Linked DNA regions of Homo sapiens: region 1 is linked to region 2. The links are chromatin loops, found by intact Hi-C in ENCODE. Cell type or tissue: psoas muscle. All regions are shown on one strand. Each heading gives the region's core, and the rest is flanking DNA. Links, peaks and the distances in the headings are about the cores only. Region 1 overlaps LOC102724945 (a long non-coding RNA gene). Region 2 overlaps LOC102724945 (a long non-coding RNA gene).

Region 1 (10,462 bases), core at 1,729-9,728, 47 kb before region 2:
CCCGACGCCCCGTCTGGGATGTGAGGAGCGCCTCTGCCCGGCCGCGACCCCGTCTGGGAGGTGAGGAGCGTCTCTGCCCGGCCGCCCAGTCTGAGAAGTGAGGAGACCCTCCGCCTGGCAACCGCCCCATATGAGAAGTGAGGAGCCCCTCTGCCCGGCAGCCACCCCGTCTGGGAAGTGAGGAAGTGAGGAGCGTCTCTGCCCGGCAGCCACCCCGTCAGGGAGGGAGGTGGGGGGGGTCAGCCCCCGGCACGGCCAGCCGCCCCGTCCGGGAGGGAGGTGGTGGGGTCAGCCCCCGGCACGGCCAGCCGCCCCGTCCGGGAGGTGAGGGGCGCCTCTGCCCGGCGGCCCCTACTGGGAAGTGAGGAGCCCCTCTGCCCAGCCACCACCCCGTCTGGGAGGTGTACCCAACAGCTCATTGAGAACGGGCCATGATGACAATGGCGGTTTTGTGGAATAGAAAGGGGGGAAAGGCGGGGAAAGGATTGAGAAATCGGATGGTTGCCATGTCTGTGTAGAAAGAGGTAGACACGGGAGACTTTTCATTTTGTTCTGTACTAAGAAAAATTCTTCTGCCTTGGGATCCTGTTGATCGGTGACCCTACCCCCAACCCTGTGCTCTCTGAAACATGTGCTGTGTCCACTCAGGGTTGAATGGATTAAGGGTGGTGCAAGATGTGCTTTGTTAAACAGATGCTTGAAGGCAGCATGCTCGTTAAGAGTCATCACCAATCCCTAATCTCAAGTACCCAGGGACACAAACACTGCGGAAGGCCGCAGGGTCCTCTGCCTAGGAAAACCAGAGACCTTTGTTCACTTGTTTATCTGCTGACCCTCCCTCCACTATTGTCCTATGACCCTGCCAAATCCCCCTCTGTGAGAAACACCCAAGAATGATCAATAAAAAAAAAAAAAATAAATAAATAAATAAATAAATAAATAAAAATAAATAAATAAAAATAAAATAAAATAAAATAAAAATAAAAATAAAAATTAAAAAAAAAAAGAAAAAAGAAGGGCCTTTCGCCTCCTGCCATGATTCTGAGGCCCCCTCAGCCATGTGGAACTGTAAATCCAATTAAACCTCTTTTTCTTCCCAGTCTCAGGTATGTCTTTATCAGCAGCGTGAACACAGACTAATACAGAGAACCCTAAAGAGGGAGTAGAGCTGTAGAAGGTGGTGATGAGCATTAAATTTTGTATATGTTTTATTGTATCTCACATGTTGCCAAAAGGGAAATCTGCAGTAGGCAGTTGAATGTCGATGGAGTCTGGAGCTCAGGAGAGACAAAGCCAGGTGACAGAAAGATGGTTGTCATTATAGAGCATGTGCTAGGCTGTGCCACCCAGAACCCCCTTTTAGGGTTGAAGCACTCATTCCCCAGCTGCCAGGACTTTAGCCCGCTGATGGCTCACAGCTGAATTCCTCTGCAAGAATGACTTTTTATCAAAGGAAACTGACTTACCCGAGTTGATGTGCCTGCCCTGTGCATCCAATGGCTGGTTGATGAGGGGTTACAAAGGCCTGTCCCCTTTGCTTCAATTCAGGTCATCTCTAAAGGCCATCCCAGCCCTAGAGTTCCCTAGAATTGGATGATGCCACTGTTGTATCCACAGTAGGTCCTCACTTAAAGTGAATAGGTTCTTGGAAACTACTACTTTAAATGAAATGATGTACAATAAAACATTTTTTCCCTCACCAATGTTATAAAGAAAGAACATTGCACCAAACAACTTTATTGGAGGGCCTGCTGTACATCTTTTAAAGTCACAGTTTCCAAGAGACTCCTTCATGCCAGCCCTGGTGCAGCTTCTGAGAGCTTTCCCCAGTTCACCACCTGCATTCGAAGCTCTGTGTCGGTCTCCCAGGGAACTCGAGGGAATGAAAATTCTAGGTAGACAATTCTTTCAGGTAGCTTGCCTTTGACAATGGAGGAGGATTCCTGAAGAGGGGTATGGTTGAAGGAGGATTTTTTTTTTTTTTAATTTGGAATGATGAAGCTAGTTGAGAGGGAAGAATTAAAGATTCTAGGTAGAAAACGACCTCCAGGAGGGAATGGGATCCAAATCACAGATAGAAGGATTGCCTGTTTTAAGAGGAAAGACATTCCCTGAGATGAGAATATGGGAGAGGGAGTGGATCAGTGTGAATGTAGATAAATTTATTTTCACTGTAGGGAAGGTCTGATCAGCCACTGAGAGTAAGCAGAATGGAGGCTGGGAAGACAGAAGCTTGAAGACAGCAGGGAGTGCTAGAAATTGGCTTCGTGGACAATGGGGGGAAGAGTCGCTCCGAATAATGTATCAGAATCGCCGAGCAGTGCTGAAAGCAGGGTTGAGAATGAGGTCAACAGGAATTTATAGTGGCAATCATCATAGCACTAACCATGGTATAATTACTCACAGGCCTGCTCAGCACTGTGCCTGACAAGCAGAGGATACGCTAAATGTTGAATGACGGAATAGACCCAGTTTCAGTGAGCCCTCCAGTTAAAGGGCCACATGTTCTCTGCCATCATAGTTTCATCAACAAAAAGCCACATCACATCTGCCTTGGGTCTATTTCTCTCTGATATTTTTAGTCTAGAGAAACATTGAGGTGGTTTCCCTGCTTTTGTACAAGTTTGTCATATGTTCTCTCTGCATGCTTTGTAATGCCTGTATGCATTAAGTTGTTTTCCTAAGATCACTGGACTGGGCAGATCAGAGCTCAAGCTCGCAGGTCACCTAACTCCCATTCCACACACTGTGCTATGAGATATGCTATGTAAAACTGCCAAGTCGTTCCAGATGATTCAGCAGGCCTTCAATATTACCTGCCTGCCTGTCTTCCCTCCTTCCTCGCTGCCTCCCTCCACCTTTCCTCCCTCAGACCTCTTGGAATCTTTTCTGACCTCTCTACTAAGCTGTCCCCAGCTTCATTATGTTCAGCCCTCATTTGCACATGCTCTTGACACCTGGTGTTTGGTGGCAGAAATGGCTGATAAAATTCCACGCTGATTAATTTCATGTTTAATCTAACTGATACTTCTGTAGCCTTTGCAAATAACCTTTTTGAACAAAAACGGCAATGGCTCATTCCAAACCCGATCAAAGAGGTATGCATGACTCACAGCCACTAAATAAACATTGATGCCTGATGGCAGTAATATGGCTATTTATATTCAGAGCCTGATTTAACCAGTGGCATTCCTGTAATAAGATAATAAGCATGAGCTGTTTACTAGAAAAAAAGGAGAGTCTGTGGTGCTGGTGTTCAATAAAATCTCTTAACAGGCAAATGAGTCTCTGAAATTGGTTGGCAAATACATCCAGAATGAGATGTGCTAATTAGCTGCTGTTACTGATTTTCTAAAATAAAGAGTTTAAACTTAGATTAGTCCTGAAATTTAGTACAATAAAAAATACTGGATAAATGATATTATGTTGAGTCTTACAGATTATGTTTAAGATAAGTCCAACAATACAATTAAGAAAAAAGAACTCTGCACCTAAATCATTAGATTTTTTAAAGACTAAGAGGTTGTAAATGTGGAGAATTATAAGCATAGATATGTGAATCTCAGGTTCAATTTTTTTCTGTTCAGAGAGCATCTGTAGGTGATTCTCTTGGCCACAATGGCAGGGACATCTATTACTATCAGAACTTTTGTTTTTAAATAGGAAGAGCAAAGGAATGCAAGAATTAGCTTAATAGTATTTGGGTAGCCATTAAAAATAGATTAACCTATTCAGAACCAAGATCACAGAGGTTCTAGGTAAGCGTGTGGGAGACAATTATTCTGAACTCAGAAATAAATGATCAAGGCCATCAAGCTTGTAAGGCCTCTCCCAGCATCTTCCCCCAAATAAGAGCAGCAGGAACTTTCACCTGCTTCCTTTCTCCTGCTATCGCCCTATGCAGCAACTTCCAGCTGCTAAGCATTCATCTCAAACCTCCATTTTAGCTGCTTTCTTCACCAAACGGGAATGAACTATCTATTGGGACTTCCTACTTCAAGCAGTGAGAAAATCTTAGGAGATTTCCAAGTATTTTGTTTTTATTCATATATTACTTCTAAAGAGAAATGGATGGGTAATAAGAGGATTCAAGTTGTGTCTCGATCATAATTTTTTTTCAAAACAAGTTTGAATTCAAGGACCTGTTGTTTGAGTTTAGGTAGTTGAGATGATGTTTGTGTTCCCAGAGCAAATGGTTCTTTTAAAGGCAGCTAGATGGGCAGATGTCAGTGCTGCAGCCCCAAGGTGACTAACGCTCCTAATGTTAGCAATGAGTGAATTCATTCATTTGGTTTCTATTTATCTACAGTTAAACGATACAAGTTGATTATTTGCTTTAACTAAGATGTTCAATTCTTATCAGAGTCTTTAGTAATCAGAGTTAATTGACTATATTTGTCTTTGTTTCTATTTAACAGTAGGGGATGAGGGGATGCCCAGTTTAGGTAGCAACTTTTCCAGCTACTACTGGGACCCAGAATTGTGGGTAACACCCTCACATAGGCTAGCAAATAATTGAAATTATTAACAGAATCCTAAGTCATGAACATGTGGTCTTCCTTATATTTTTCAATGGTATTAAGGTTCTTTTGAAACCAACTCTACCTGGCTTAAGACAAAAAGGAATTTACTTGTGAAAGGATATTAGTAATCTCACAAAATGTACAGGAAGAGTTGAACAGCCACACCTCAAAAGTGTAAGAACGACAGTTCCAAAGACATGGAAACAAGGGTTTTTGGGGCTTATTCTGCTTTTGTAGTTTCACTACTTACTTCTCCTGGCTCCTTTGTTTCTCTTTTTGAGATTCCATATTCTTAGATAAGAAAATCTAATTGGTCCAGTTTGGCTCAAACAAATGACTTGAACCAATCAGCTGTGACTAGCAGAAGAGTAGGTCAGCATCACATGGCATAGATATGGCTTCTGTGGAAGTCCCCAGTGAATGGAGGCTATTGTCACTGGGCAGCAAACCCAAGGGTCCACTGTGTACCCAGTGCTGCTCCAAGTGCCAATCCACAAGACCATTTGACACTGGATCAGGAGGAGATAAGCAGCTTGCACCAGTATCTAAATCAGCTCACTGCTTACATCATTGAGAAAGTCTTACTATTAAAAAAAAATGCTGAACTAAAGAGCATGCTTAGTGGCATAGTTGATTTTGCACTCTGGCACAGCACTTCCTATCTTCTTATGGATTAGTAGCAAATAGTTTGCTGACAGGCAGCTGCCTGTGGCCCACTCTATGAGCAACAATCTCTTCTGTTCAGTGCTCATCAAGAACATGTGCTTTGAAGCCACCAGGGTTTTAATTCCTGCTATACTTAATAGCAAAATGACGTTGACCAAATACCCCTTGCTTCATTTTCCTCATCTAAGTTGGAGATAACAGTACTCCCATATTAGTCAGGACTCATTCAATTATAGGCAGCAGAAATGTAAACTACTAGGTTAAACCAGATGAAATTCTGACATTCAACCTGCAAATATGGCATTTTCATATGGTTCAATCTAATAGCTTAAGCAAAAAGGAAATTTATTGGTTTTTGAAACTTCAAAGTACATTAGTGGGGGTAGGTACCATATACATCTGAATCCAAGGCTTAAATGAATAAAGGGAAGGAGAAGCCCTCTATTTCCAGCAACCAGCATTGGATCATATGGCATACGAGGACTCTAACTGGTCCTACTTTGGTCATTCTCCCAGCCCCTGGTCTAATCACTGGCCAAAGGAACATGACATTTCATGATTGGTCAGGCTTGTGCTTGGGAGTAAGTAGGGCACTATGATGAATAGATTGACAGTCCTGTCAGATAAACCCTATCTGTCTTGGTCAGTTATATCTCTGGTCCCTAGCACATAATACTTACCAAAAAGATTAGGTAAATAAATGATTGGGAAAAGGGTATTGCACAGTTTCCTCAGTCAAAGAAGCAGCAGACAGAAACATTAGAATTCAATGATAAATGCCTACATCATATGGTTAAGATTACATAAGAAAGTGATACACATGAGACAGAGACTGGCACATAGTAGCACATTTACCTGCAAAATAGATCAGGCAAGCATTGGAGCCCATATTTTCCATGTAGAGACTGGCACGTAGCAGGTGCCCAGTTCTCTTGATGGACTGAGTCAGTTAAAAAGTGAACTCAGCCAGGTGCGGTGGCTCGTGCCTGTAATCCCAGCACTTTGGGAGGGCGAGGCAGGTGAATCACTTGAGATCAGAAATTTGACACCAGGCTGGCCAACATGGTGAAACCCTGTCTCCAATAAAAATACAAAAATTAGCCAGGCATGACGGCACACTCCTGTAATCCCAGCCAGTCAGGTGGCTGAGCCAGGAGAGTCGCTTGAACCCAGGAGGCGGAGGTTGCAGTGAGCCAAGATCATGCCACTGCACTCCAGCCTGGGAGACAGAGTGAGAGTCAGTCTCCAAAAAAAAAAAAAAAGTGAACTCATAAATAGACAGTGAGCAATCTGGATCCCATTCCTTTGGGAAATGTTCTTCATCCTATTGCAATTGTGATTTTGTCTCAAGTTTTCCTATGAACATCCAGACAGCCATATAATCAACAGGGCAAGAGAAAATGGGCATTAAATCCAACTGGAGGCATTTTAGTTAGAGACCTACATTAGGAAAATCTCTAGGATCTATAAAACAAATCCATAAAACTTAAGCAAACAGGCTAATTTTTATTATAATTCTTCCTGGTGGAAGAAAGTGAGCAGATGACTTTTAAGAGTCCTTATCCAGTGACTGGCAGCATTTGTACCTCACATTCCAGCCCACGTGAGGACAAAGGACAGGGGATGGGAGCAGGAGACACAATATCAGAATATTTGATTTGGAAGTGTCCACAGAGCTCATCTAGTCTAATCCTCTCATTTTACTAAAGAGGAAATGAGGCCTGGAGAACTGAGGTGGCTTGTCAAAGGGTCACAAAGGCAGAGTTGAATCCAGGTCTTTTCAATCCATGTCCATTCTTTGTCTTCCACACTATACCACAGGCAGTGGCAGCCCACTCTGAACCAATAGTGCCCCCATCACCCTTGTGAGGTGGGCAGGAAAGCAGGTGGGGAACAGGAATGCCTTAGTGAGGAGCTAATAAAGACCCTCATGTGGTAAAGGGTCAAGGGCAGGCATCTATGCACCCTGAAGTGTAATCCAACTTCCACGTTCAGTCACAAACCACATATTGCTGATCTACACCTTCCCACCTGCCACTTGCCCTCATAGAGCAGGATTATGGTCTGAAGACAATCCAAAACATATGCGATATTTTGAAAAAAAAAATCCTTTGTCAAGCAATTTTAACAAATAACAAGTTAGGTTGTTTTATGAACACCTTATTTTCTAAAATAAAATACAGGACATTAATCTGACAAAGGAGTTTTGAGCCTCTTCTGAATAAGAAAAAAATGAGAAAAAAACATTTAGGTGCTGAAATATTGACTTGGTGGGTTTATGAGGAGAAGAGGCAGCTTATTTGCAATTGGGATAAATCCAGGACATGTGCTCACTTAGAGGCATACTTTTTACACATATTTTGTGCCAAACTGTTAGTTATCCACCAATGTCAGCTCTCCCCTTCCTCACTGGCAGAGCTCCTATATTGCTGGGGGAAAGGGTGTGTATTAGTTCATTTTCGCACTACTATAAAGAACCACCTGAGACTGAGTAATTTATAAAGAAAAGAGGTTTGACTCACAGTTCCACATGGCTGGGGAGGCCTCAGGAAACACAATCATGGAGGAAGGTGAAGGGGAAGCAAAGCATATCTTACAAGGTGGCAGGAGACGGAGGAGGGAGACTGCCACCCACTTTAAACCATGAGATCTCATGAGAACCCCCATGATCTAATCACCTTCCACCAGGTCCCTCCTTCAACACACGGTGATTACAATTCGAGATGAGATTTGGGTGGGGACACACAGCAAAACCATATCAGGTATGTCAGTATGCCAGCTTAATTTTTTAAGTTACTCATTTCAGATGTAAGCAAAAGTCATTAAGCCTTTCTAGAAAACCCCTTCTATTCCTATTCCCCCTCTTTCTACATCTTCTATGTGCTGATCAGATGGCTGGAGCTCTAGAAATCATATCATAAACATGGGATGAGGATCCATCCTAGAGATCATGGAATGTTGGGCCGCAAAGAGCCTAGGTCCCCAAAGACCTCATAAGCCCCACCACATCGGCCCTATACTGCCCTACAGTGTCCTCTTAGGTGACAGAAAAGTAAAGCCCTGCCTTGTTTAAACCAGTTTTCAGATCAGACAAGCACAGTTCCTGACTGATGCAAACTCGTGGCATTGACTTGGAAAAGTTATAGCCCCTTCATGTCTCAGTCTCTTCCCTTTAAAATTAGGTAAGAACATTAACCAGCATTAAAGAACACATAATACAGTAGTTTTAAAATTTTGTTTATTGAAATGATTGTGGCAGAGTTCAGAGGAGGAAAGGAATCCTTTACATGGATCTCTGAATTCTGCCAAACTTGAATCAGAACAGCTCCTCTTCTTTTTGATGAGTTTCCTAGTAAGATTTCAGTTGGAGGGAAAAAAAAAACTTAAAGGCTAAAAGAATTTGAAAATCACTGGCATAGAAAAACATTTAGGACACATGGGGCATACCATTGCTCATGAGATTGTATTTTTCCAACGTTGCCAATGCATCTGGTGATGCCAGTTGGTTCCTCGGCAGGACCAATATTTCCCACCTGTAGACTAGCCTCAGGGAGCAGGATAGGGCCACTAAGCAGTGCAAAATGCCCTAATCATTGCAGGAATAAAACCAATCAACCCTGCTTCCTTCATGCTGTGCTCTAACCACCTAAAGAATAACTAATGAACCTGAGAGTGGTGTGGTGTGGCAGCTGCTCTGTGAGGTGTTAGAGACCAGAGGCATCTGAGGAGTCATGTGCATTCAGAAGGTGTGTTGTCATTCAGTGGCTCTGAGCTCATCTTGGACCTTTGTTCACTCTGCGTGCTATCTCCATTCCCAGCTGCCAAACTCCAGACTCTGCCGGGGATGGTCAAGCTTTCCTTGACTTCCTTTCTCATGCTCTCAAACATCTCTAGACAAACACAGATTGTTAAAACAGATCATTCAGCTGAAATATATTCTATTTGCATCACATCTTACCTCTTTCTTTTCCCACTCTACTCTACCACCCCAACAACATGCCTGCAAATACACCCTTCTGAATGGGTTTTGGAATGATGATGGGAGAAATAAAAGAGGAAAGATGACATTAAAAATTAAGAGAAAGTATTTACAGCATAATTAGTAAGGAGAAGATGGAAGGTCTTTGCTTCCTGTTGGATTCATTGAGGTGGAAGGGAGTGCTAGATATATCATCTCTTGGACCTCAGTACCTCTTGCCACCTTTTTTTTTTCTTTTGACACAGGATCTGGCTCTATCACCCAGGCTGGAGTGCAGTGGCACCATCTTGGCTCACTGCAACCTCTGCCTCCTGGGTTCAAGCCATCCTCCCACCTCAGCCTCCCAAGTAGCTGGGACTACAGGCACACACCACCACGCCCAGCTCATTTTTGTATTTTTTGTAGAGACAGGGTTTCACTGTGTTGCCCAGGCTGGTCTCAAACTCCTGAGCTCAAGCAATCTGTCTGCCTCAGCCTCCCGAAGTGCTGGAATTACAGGCATGAGCCACCGTGCCCGGCCAGAAGTCTTATTTGATCCAGTCAGGTGAACCAAGGCAAATGCCCTTGTTGGAAGAGCTCGTTTCTCACCCCTTATCCCCTTCCTCCAAATTAGGGTCATATAACTGAGACACTATTTCTTCTATATGATCTTTAAAATTAGGTAACGTTGGAATGATCCCTGTTCATAGGATGCAAGGCTGGTTCAATGTTCAAGAATCAATCAATGTAATCCACCATATTAATAAATTAAAAGGAAAAAAATCACATGATCATATCAGTAGACACAGAAGACACTTGACAAAATTTGACACCTATTAATGATAAAAAAAAAAAACTCTCAGAAAACTAGGAATAGTGAGGAACCTTCTCAATCTGATAAAGAACATCTACAAAAAAACCACAACTAACATTATAATTATAGAAGACTGCTTTTCCCCTAAGATCACTTATAAGGCAAGCATGTCTGCAAGAATGTCTGCTCTCACCACTGCTGTCCAACTGTGATCTAGCCGGCTCAATAAGGCAAGAAAAGGAAATAAAAGGCATACAGATAAGAAAGGAAGGACTAAAATTATCTCTGTTTGCAGACGCAGTGATAGTTTGCATAGAAAATCTCAAGGAATCTACAAAAACCTTCCTTAAACTGAGTTCAGCAAGGTCACTGACATAAGATCAACATATGAAAATCAGTTGTGACAATTAAAAAGTGATTTGTATTTCTGTATTCTAAAAGTGAATATGTGGAAACATTATAAATACAATACCATTTATAATCACTAAAAAAAAAAAATAC
Region 2 (10,462 bases), core at 1,530-9,529:
AGTCATCTCCAAAAGTGGGCTGCAGACCCAGGCAGACATCTAGAGAGGCTGGAAACGTTAGGCTGGAGCTGAGAGTGAGGAATGCCGCCTTGTGCAAACGAGCCAACCGCTGGAGCACACAGGAGCATATGGAAGCACCTGGGGGAGTGGGGAGATGAGAAGAGAGGAGAGCCAGAGGCAGATCTTTGGGGGGAAACCTGCCTTTTGAGGTAAGAGAAAAGGAAACAGAACAAAAAGCAGATAAATAATTGGGAAGGTAAGGGGAGATTTCCTTAAAGTGAGAATGGATTACTTTTTATTAAGCTTAAAATAATGAAGTAAAAGATTAAGAGAGAAAGAAGAGTTTAAGTGAATGAGGCAACTCAGCAGTCTGTAGCTAAATAAGGATGAGGTCACTGGTAAATTTTGAGGGTAGCCGTTTCTCCAAGCAGTGAGGGCAGACACAAGATTACACAAATTGGAGGAGCAGGTGGGGTGAGGGGGAGTGAAGCAGCAAGGCATGTCCCGCTTATTGTCAGGACAGGCCAAACTATGTGGCAATCCCAGAATAAATCCTCAAATCTCAGTGGTTTCACATGATAAAGGCTTACCTTTTGTTCACGTAAAGTCTGATGCAGGTCAAATAGCTTCCTCCATCTTGTAGCTGTACCTTTGGGGGCACATGGCAGAGGAAGCAAGAACAAGGGAAGTAAGACATTGGTTCTTTATTGCCCCAGTGTGGAAGCCACACATATCACCCCTGCTCATGGTTCATCTGCTAGAATGAGTTCCACGGCCTCACCCAAACAATACACCACATAGAACATCTGGTGAACACAGACTGCTGCAGACACCTTGTTCAAGAGATCAGGAAGTTAATAAATGGGGAAAGTAACCAAGAGGAGGGAGCCTGTGTTCATGCAAGGGACAGAGACTGCCGCATATTGAGGGGAGGGAGGACAAAGGTAGAGAGGATTAAAGTTATCGAGGCCTGGAGGAATCCTGAGTCTATCCCCTGATATCATAGTTGGCCCTCTCATCCTTACATCATCTGCCCTTGAGAAGCAACCTGCCTACGATCACCTCACAACCCCTGATAGAAATGTTGCCCACAGCCTTTTTCTACATGTTTTCAAGCACACAAATCAACACCAGAAACCACTCATCCAATAAAGGCTATTGGAATGGATTCAAGACCTTCCTGCAAGGTGAGATAACCATGCCTTACACTCACAGTTTCCTGAAGGCTTTAAAATACATGACTTCGGTTGATCGTTATTATAATGGTATGAGACACATGTGGCCTGTAGAATTATTACTACTATCATATCACCATTCTTATTTTACAGATGAGAAAGCTAAGGTGTAGAGAAAGCAAATGACTTACCCAAGGCCATGTGCTGAAGCTGGAATTTGGTTCTCATACACCCTCTCCTCTGTGAGCAAAATGCTGTCTGATTTGTTCTGTGCTTTTGAGGGCAGATTTAAAATGGTTGATACACCCTGCAGAAAGTGGGCAATGAATAGCTTTGTTATACTTTGTTTATAACAATTACATGAAGGAAACTGTTTCAACAACTTCTACTCCAATTTTGGACTCTAGCTAAGTTTGTATTATATATTTAGTCCCACTTCTATTTGCAAGCAGACTTAAATTGGCATAAGAGGCTGGGAGCGGTGGCTCATGCCTATAATCCCAGCACTTTGGGAGGCTCAGGCAGGTGAATCACCTAAGGTCAGGAGTTCAAGACCAGTCTGGCCAACGTGGTGAAACCCCATCTCTACTAAAAATACAAAAATTAGCCAGGCGTGGTGGTGGGTGCCTGTAATTCCAACTACTTGGGAGGCTGAGGCAGGAGAATCATTTGAACCCGGGAGGCGGTGGTTGCAGTGAGCCAAGATCACGCCACTGTACTCCAGCCTGGGTGACAGAGCCAGACTCCATCTCACCAAAAAAAAAAAAAAAAAAAAAAAAAAAAAAAAAAAAAGGCATAAGAAGTGAATGGCACCGTAGCCCAGCTCCATTCCACATGCACCCTTCTACAGAGGCATTTTGCTAGTGACCCAAGGTCAAACTGGTTGGGCATGATGAGCTGATGGTGTGTGCTGTGCCTGGGCCAGTCCTTTCTCTGTACATCTGTGATGTTTTCTTTTCACTAGGAGTCTCAAAAATGCTACAACATGAAGGAAATGGTGCAGTCACCTCTCACTGGGTGCTAATATGTTCCTGGTGCTTTGTACACACTGTCCCCCTGGGACCTCACAGAAGGCTTGCAAAGTAGTTACTCTCAGTTTACAAAGTTCAGAGAATTTAGGTGAATTATCCAACACTCTGCAGCTACATATAGCATGCCTGGATTCAAAGCTAAGCCCATCTCTCATCAAGGCTGGTGCACTTTCGACTAGCTCACTGAAACTCCTGGCTGAGGAACATGATGGGGAAAATGAAAATAAATAAAAAATAACTGTCTTAGAGCATTGCACGAAATCAACTTTCTAATAGAGTCTATTTTCTCAAGGAAAGTATACAGGGAGGAAGAGGTGGATGGGTAGATGGATGGATGGAGATAGAGAGAGAGAGAGAGAAAGAGAGAGAGAGAGAGATGGATGCTGTAGATACTCTCCGGCACATCTTATACCTGCTTTAAATATCTGAAGCTACGTTGTCCTATGTTTTCAGAGCCATTGATCAATGCCAGGATGAGCCCAGGACAGGGCCCTGGGAAATGGCAGCCAAGAAGTGAGAGAAAAGCAAGAGAGAGGTGCCCCAAGCACCAAGAGCAGAGAGGAGATCCTATTGCTTTCCCTACCAACATCCCCAGTCTATTTAACAGATTGCTTTTAGATTTTTATTTTCTTGTAGTGATTTAAACACTTTAAATATTTGTATTTGGAGATAAAGGAAGAATTCCAAAGGTTTTGCATAAAATAACCATCATGAACCTGTTTTTCATTTTTTCTAAAGCCTGTCCTGGGCTACAGGGGTGAAGACACTTGGCCACTGAGGCTCAGGCAGGTCCTTTTCCGTGCTGCTTGCAGGAAGGAGATGGCAGCCCCACATGGTAGAGGCCCTCAGCTCCTTTGCTTCCTTGGCTACCAGAGCCTATTTCCAGCTTCACCTCACAGCCATGTGTGAACACGGCCCCGATGCCTGGAACAATCTCTGCGCCCACATTTGCGTGCCAAGGTGTGTGTACGTGAGGCCCTGCTCAGGCTGCGATGAAAATGCGAAGCACCTACTATTTTCAGCCTGAGCAGCTGCCAGGGCTTCTCAGCCAAGTTGGTGGAGGCAGCTCTCCACGCCCAAGCTGCCTGGTGTGAAACATGAAGAAAGCATCTGGGGTGGTCAAAACCTTCAAGCTTTCTGGAAACATGAGTTTCCAACACTCCACTTCAGTGTTATCCCTACAGAAACAGATACCTTTCCTTTTTACCAAAGCTCCTTGGAAGGAGCCACAATGGTAGTTTTATCTTCCACAGGTTTCTCTGAAGTACAGTGTGATGGAGGGACAGGGGTTGGCCTCTCCCCACCCCAGGCTCCCAAAGCATATACAGATTCAGGATGCTACAGGGAGAAATCGGAATGCTGTGTATGATGGGTACTAGCTCAGAGTCCCAGCCTAGGCAACAACTGACTCCCAGAGCAGGACTTGGGGGAGCCATTCTGTTCCCTCCCAACCCCAATTTTAAGATATGGCTCAAGTCACTGAAGGACCAGGATTTCATTTCCCTTTGTCCTAAAATGACTCCAAAAGAAAGAGTGAAAGTCATTGAGTTCAAAGAGGCCCCTTGGAAACAGGTGTGGACTATGAGGAATAGGCCAATGGGGTCCCTGGCTGGCCCTCTGAATAGGATACCCACCTAAAAGGCTTTGCCTGGGTCCTGTGGGTCCAGCCCACACCTGCGGGGAGATGGAAGGTCGTGTACTTCCCGTAAAAGGATGTGAAGCACAGTGCTTTAGCAAGGGATGGTCCAAGCCAAGACATGACGTGCCTGGAGAAACAACCGAAGTTCCACCCCTAAACCAAAGATAAGTTATGCTACTTCCGCCAGTGCCCTCCTCCCAGCAGAAACCTGTTAGTTTGACAAAACAGAAACCCAGTCCAGGCCAAGGCCAACCTAGCTGCCTGTAAATGGGAAAGGAATCTATGGGTGGGGAAGGGAGGTGGCAGAGGGTTCATTTCAGGCTCCCATGAAAGAGAAAGCTGGTCTTTAGTGCCTTGGCCACCATTTCCACGCTGCCCTCAGCACATTCTGTTGCCCTAGCCTAGCCATTACAATTGCCCAGTGGCCTTTCTTGGGCTACAGATCTTTGCTTTGTTCAACTGAGGAAAGCAGAGACATTCAGTAACACAGAAAGTAACCCGACAGAGCTGGCTCAGAGCCTGGATCTGCTGACTTCTAGCCCCATGGTCTTCCCCAACAGAATGTAGATGACCCACCCTGTCTCTTCAGTCACAAAGGGCTCTATTGACAAAAATATCCCCAGGACCTCTGCGACGGCACTCAGTAATGTAATCATTTCTCTGAGTTGACTGAGATTCCAACTTCAAGGACACGTGACGAGGTGATGGCCAGTCACCTGACTGGTGATCCTTTCCTCTTTCTTTAGGAGTGAAATACAGGGGAGAGAGCACCTTCCCACTCAGTAGTGAAGCTGAAGCAAGAGGCCCAAAGTGACTGGGCTAAACGTCATGCAGCAGGAGGAGCTGGAGGTGAAAGAAGACACCCAGTGCACCCCCCTGTTCACAGCAAGTCTCATTTCTCACCCCTTCACCTTGCAGATGGTGAACACATATCTGCCAGCCCTGCGCCCAGCATCCCAGCCAAAGTGCTTTTCCCTCCCACTCCCTCACTCTATAGAGATGCACCATCCCAACCCTGCAAAGGGCCAGCCAGCTGATGCATTAAGTTCCAAGGGCAGGAGCCAGGCTTTTTAGATTCTTGCCTCCAGTAACATTACGTGACCTCAAAGTTTTAACTCAAATAGAAGTTTTTTCAGAAACAAGGCCTCACTCTCTGTCATCCAGGGTTCAGTCTGGAACTCCTGGGCTCAAGCAATCCTCCCGCCTCAGCCTCCTGAGCAGCTAGGACTACAGGCCTGTGCCACCATACCTGGCTAATTTTTGTATTTTTTGGTAGAGACGAGGTCTCAGCATGTTGCCCAGGCCAGTCTCAAACTCCTGGCCTCAAGTGATCCTCCCGCCTTGGCCTCCCAAAGTGCTGGGATTACAGGTATGAGCCACCGTGCCCGGCTCAAGTAAAAGTTTAAACCAGGGCTGAGGAGTTGCGGGGCAGGTAGGACAGGAGGCTGGCATCTCTTGGAAGTTGTACTGCCTCCCTGGGAGGAGGTCTTGTCGCTCACAGCTGCACAGGAGGCTCTGTCCGCAGGCCCAGAGCCCCTCCGGGTGTTTCTGTCCAGCACTAAGCTCCTTTGCCCCTAAGTATGACAGGTCACTGGAAGCCTCTTGAAACACTGAGCGAAATCTGCCGCCTGACACGTTCTCCCTGGCTAGTTGGCTGCTTTGCATGCCTATGGGGCAAGCAGGCTATTTTTGCGCGGATTTCATAACCCCCTTTGTAGCTGCTGTGGCTGCTGATTGCACATGTGTTTCCAGCTCCACTCCCGTGGTGAGAATGTTTACAGAAACAGGCGCGTTGTCAGAGAATGTAGAGAAAGCAGGATTGAGAGATTAAGAGCACAATTTCCATGTCTAGACATAGTTCACGCAGCCGGCATCTGCTCCAATCAGGGTCTCCAGAACTCAGCAACTTGTGCTGATCACTCTCTTAACCACTTATCCCATCTCTGAGAACTTGACTATGAAATCTTCCAAGGCAGTGACAAGGCGTGAGAGGGGCTCTCAGATGTCTTTCCTGAGGATAAATCCAGGATGGATTTCTGAGTGTTGTGATAGGAAAACGATCAAAGCATCAGAAAAATCTGCAAACATCTGCATACATTTTTCTTTTTGTGATCTTAAACTGCAAGCCCAATTCCAGCCTCTGTGACAGGCTGCCTCTTAGTGTCTGGACTGGTAGGGTCGTCTTTATCACTACGTTTGTTGCTTATTTATCGATCCCAGTCTGCTTTCTCCTTTGCTTACCTTCTCACTCTTGTCAACCCGGTGACGAGTCTGCTCACCTACTGTGCTTTTAATGTATCCTGTTGCTCCTCTTTCCCACCTTTAGACACTATGCCCAGGCTCTGTCAGACCCCACTGTTATATTCTGTTCAATTCAGCTTTCACTTTCAGCCCCACCATGTTAAACAATCCTTTCTGCCGATCCTTTTTTGAACCTTTGATTCTGTTTGTTTCATGCCCCTTTCGTCCTAATCTTCTCTCCTGGCTCCCATCATTTCTGGTGTTAGGATTGCCCATCATAAGCTACCTTGGGCAGGATCTGTATCTGACTTAGCCTTGTTTCCGTCACAGCCTTCTTGGAGGACGTTTTCAAGAACAGTAATACCAGCCACCCGTCAAGACCAATGTAGCGGGCACTGAACTAATGCTCCACATGCACTTTTCAATTTTCTCTTAATCCTCATAATAATCTGCTGAGGAGGTTGCCCAAGTTTACCCATAAAAAAGCTGGGGTCTAAAGGGGTAAAGTTGCTTGCCTAGTTCATCGGTGGCGGAAACAGGCTTCAAATTTAGGTCTGCTCGACTCTAGAGCCTGAACACCTAGGTATCACCCTCACCCTCTTGTGAATGTATATTGAAAGAATCTGGGATGAATAAATAAATACTCAAGGCCCACAGCTTTCCAGCCATTTTGCTTCTCACATATATGCTCTGGCTCTTTTCTAACTCTCAAGGAAAGCAGAACCCTGCAAAGAGATCTAGGATGTAAACTCAGAGACCAACCTCATTCTCCTTAATCCCACACCCATCTCCTGCCAGTCCACAGTCCTGGGGCCTGTTACCCAAGAGGACAGAGCTTCCGTGCTTTGGCAGGGGAATGTGATCTCAGTCCCTTTTTGGAGGCTACCCCTGGGGTGGATGGTGGGGTGATGTGAAAAGGCATGGAGGGCAACTCAGGAACAACCGCTGCTGTTGTCCTCCCAGCCCAAGCTGGCCCATGCGTAGCCTGGGGCCATGGCCCAGAATCAGCCTTGCTGCCTGGTTTCTCAGGGTCACTTCTATTCAGGAAGAATTTCCCCCAGGTCCTTCCAGGTGGTCGTGCCAGTGCCGGTCACTTCAGGGGAACAGAGATGCAAGACACGGAAAAGGGCTATAAAAGATGATGGGGTAAGTGTCCACAGCATCTCTCTCCCCCTGCTATTTGAGGAGAATGCTAAATGTCCACAATTTAACTCTTCCTACCCCTCCTAAAGAGGAAGTATTCTTACTTTCTAGAAAAGACGCGAAGTGGCCCAAACAATAAAAGAAATAACAGAGGAGGGAAGGGAAAAGAAAGCAGGGAGCTGTGGGTTGATAAGTGACCTAGATGGTTCACTGTGGCTTCCAGAGGCTGGAGGACGGAAAAGAGGAGACAAGTGAGATCTGCCCATGTGGCTTAGGAATTGGATCCTGTTTAATGAAGAGACTGTTGTAAATAATGAATTCTTTAAAAAAAAATTAGCTGTACTCTGCAGAACTGTGTTGCTTTAGATATGGTTCCATGCAAAAACTAAGTCACATGTTCATACTCTTCAAAAAATAGAGAAAGAAGTGTTTTGGACTCCTTGGTATCTTTAACGTAGGACAAGAATCATCACTTTGAAGTCATGGTTCGCAGGGTTGCTCTCTTGATTTCTTGATTCCTGGCTTCTTGCCCTTCCTCCTCCCTACATAGACTAAAAGTGGAGAAGGTAGTTCCTGGAGGACAGGAAGGGGTTTTGATGCACAGTTGTGAGCCCAAATAAGTGCAAAGTAAATAGTTATTAAGAATCCAAGTATCAAAAGTTTCATGTGTCATGAGCTCACAAAATTATGTCATGTAAAAGAAGGATATCATATAATCTCAATTTTCAAAAAAGAAAATATGTACACATACATGTAAAATATAACAGTGGAGTTCTGAGTGTACTTTTGTTTTCATTATATTTTATTTTTGTATTATCCAAATTTTTTATAAAAAAAAATGTAGTTTCCCCCAGAAAACACTTTTTATAAAGGCAAGAAAATTAAATTCTGATGCATTTGGATGATAGGATAGGTCTTTTCAAAAGAGAGGAATAGCCTGAACATAGACCTAAGATCCTCAGAACTCACCAGGGAAAAAAATACTGAAGAAACCACTCTTCTTATTCATGGCACCTTCCTGGTAATGATAGGACATTCCCTGCTGGTGGGTTAGCTGGTTTACAAAAGAGAGTGGATGCACTCTCCCTTTAGCAAAGAAAACATATTTATTGTTAATTACTTAGACCAACAAATGTCTTCAAACCTGAAGAAATACTCCTCTTTAGATCAAGTAGAGCAGTTTTCTTGTAACTTTCTTGATATTTGTCACTCTCCACTTTGTATTGCATCAATACAGAGGGAAAGACAAGACAACTGAAATTAAAGTGAAAAGATATACATTCAAAACCTGGCTGTACTACTTACTAGCTCAGAGACATCAAGCAAGTCATTTATCCTTTCCAAATCTCACATTACCTGCCATTCAAGGAATGCAATACAATAAGGGTAATTAAAGGGAAAGGAAGAAAAAAATCAGAACCAAGAAAAGGCAGAAAGAGCACATACACTCCTTACAAGGGTGGATATTGTTTTTATTTTTGAGCAACAGCTTTACTCTGCATTTCCGGACATCCATTTTTGTTGTTATCCAACATCTGCCCACCGATATTCCTTTTGAAGACTACCCCATTAATCTTGAGAGTGGCTGGTACTCCCTCTAAGACATCGAAAGGGACTAGCTTTCCAAACTGAAGCCTTTGGCTAATCAGAAACTTTTCCAGGACTTGAATGTAGAGTGACCCAACATCATGAAGGCAATTGCACGTCTTACTCAACCTGGCCCAGCAGCAAGAGAACCAGTTCCTGTGACCTCACTATCCAGAACTCTCTTGGTTCCTATGTGCTTCCCAGGCTTGGTTTTTGAGCATTCCATCTATTTTGTGAGCCTCGCTCTGATTGTGCAACATTCCTTGAATGGCAGGTAAAGCAAACTTTGGGAGGCTTTTGGGTTTGTTTGTTTTTTTTTAAGGAATTAAGTAACAACATTTTAATCAATAAATATGAACATGTGTTTGTTAACCAGTTATTATTTGGCAGAAAAAAAAAGTCATTTACAAAGAATGCAAAAGATAACACCACCTTGAAAACAAAGTGCCAAAAGTCTTTGCCATAAACATTTCCTCACTTATAGAACTAGAAGTAACAAACATTTATTCAGAATAAGGCTTGAAATAATCTAAAAAGTTCCAGATATATTTTAAAGCTGTAACAGATTATTTTGCATGTAATGCCAAAATAGATTATTTTGCACATAGTAGACTATCTGACAACCCAATGAATAAATGATTGAATAGATGAATTGTTGAACATCAGAGAAAGTGAATACTTATGTTCACATTATGGGCCAGGCCTATATTCAACTCTTGGTCTTCTCCTGCCTCACTGTCCCTTGCTCTTCCAAGGGCCTTGGACAGGGGACTTTCAGGTAGGGCTGGAATGGTAAGGTGTAAAGTGAAATTTGAAAAGGATAAATGACTTGTCCACTGCCCCTGAGCTAGTCAGTGGTACAGCTTGGTCCTGAATCATCCTTTCAACAAATTCCTCTTTTCTTTTTCTTTTTTTTTTTTTTTAGATCAAGTCTCACTCTATCGCCCAGGCTGGAGTGCAGTGGTGCGATCTTGGCTCACTGCAATCTCTCCCTGGTTCAAGCAATTCCCCTGCCTTAGCCTCCCGGGTAGCTGGGATTACCGACGCATGCCACCACACCCGGCTAATTTTTTTGTACTTTTAGTAGAGAAGGGGTTTCACCATATTGGCCAGACTGGTCTCGAACTCCTGACCTCAGGCTATCTGCCTGCCTTGGCCTCAAGGGCCTGTAATCCCCAAAGTGCTGGGATTACAGGCATGAGCCGCCACACCCTGCCACAAATTCCTCTTTTCTGACTGCAATAGCCAGAATCGATTTCTGTGGTATGCAAACTAGAACCTTGGAAAAAAATAGAAACATAAGTTACACAGTTCTCAAATCTGGAAAAAAAAAAAAAAAAAAAAAAAGGATATAGACCATTTCCTCACAAGAGACAATGCTTTTTTGGGACTAAATTCAAAAAGTAACTCTCAAGGGGGAAGACACATGGAGGAGAGCCTTAAGTCATTCAATAGATCATGTACTTATGATGACCAGATAGTCTTTAACCTGGTATTTTATGTCTTGTTAACCCCGGCCTTGTTCATAAAAGTATCTACTATAATTTTGCTGAAGGAAGGACTAAACGAATGAGGATGCTTTCTAGAAACTTTTCTCAGCTGACATTCTCAATTGGTGTTCAACCACCCTTATCTAGAGGAGACAC

Evidence for each region. A loop is a pair of places that touch in the nucleus more often than their neighbours do. Peaks named below come from ENCODE experiments on the same cell type or tissue, not always from the same donor. Only the 100,000 strongest peaks of a DNase experiment are listed, where the experiment ranks them.
Region 1: a loop joins it to region 2, with 2.2 times the contacts of the local background. A loop is called at or near these places in 6 of 110 quality-filtered maps.

Annotation. Positions count from the first base shown.
Region 1 is chr14:34,078,883-34,089,344 of GRCh38, forward strand. The region is part of intron 5 of LOC102724945 (a long non-coding RNA gene); the gene reads right to left. Among named protein-coding and RNA genes, the nearest start is that of EGLN3-AS1, 44 kb to the left of the region's middle. In psoas muscle, for the core only: no CTCF peak of the experiment used is centred there; a DNase peak (open chromatin) is centred at 6,259; H3K4me3 peaks cover 1,067 bases; H3K27ac peaks cover 5,309 bases.
Region 2 is chr14:34,125,663-34,136,124 of GRCh38, forward strand. It overlaps LOC102724945 (a long non-coding RNA gene), which reads right to left. Exons shown (of 9, transcript XR_001750942.2): 3 at 1,367-1,482; 4 at 591-649. Among named protein-coding and RNA genes, the nearest start is that of EGLN3-AS1, 91 kb to the left of the region's middle. In psoas muscle, for the core only: no CTCF peak of the experiment used is centred there; DNase peaks (open chromatin) are centred at 3,199 and 5,509; H3K4me3 peaks cover 553 bases; H3K27ac peaks cover 4,079 bases.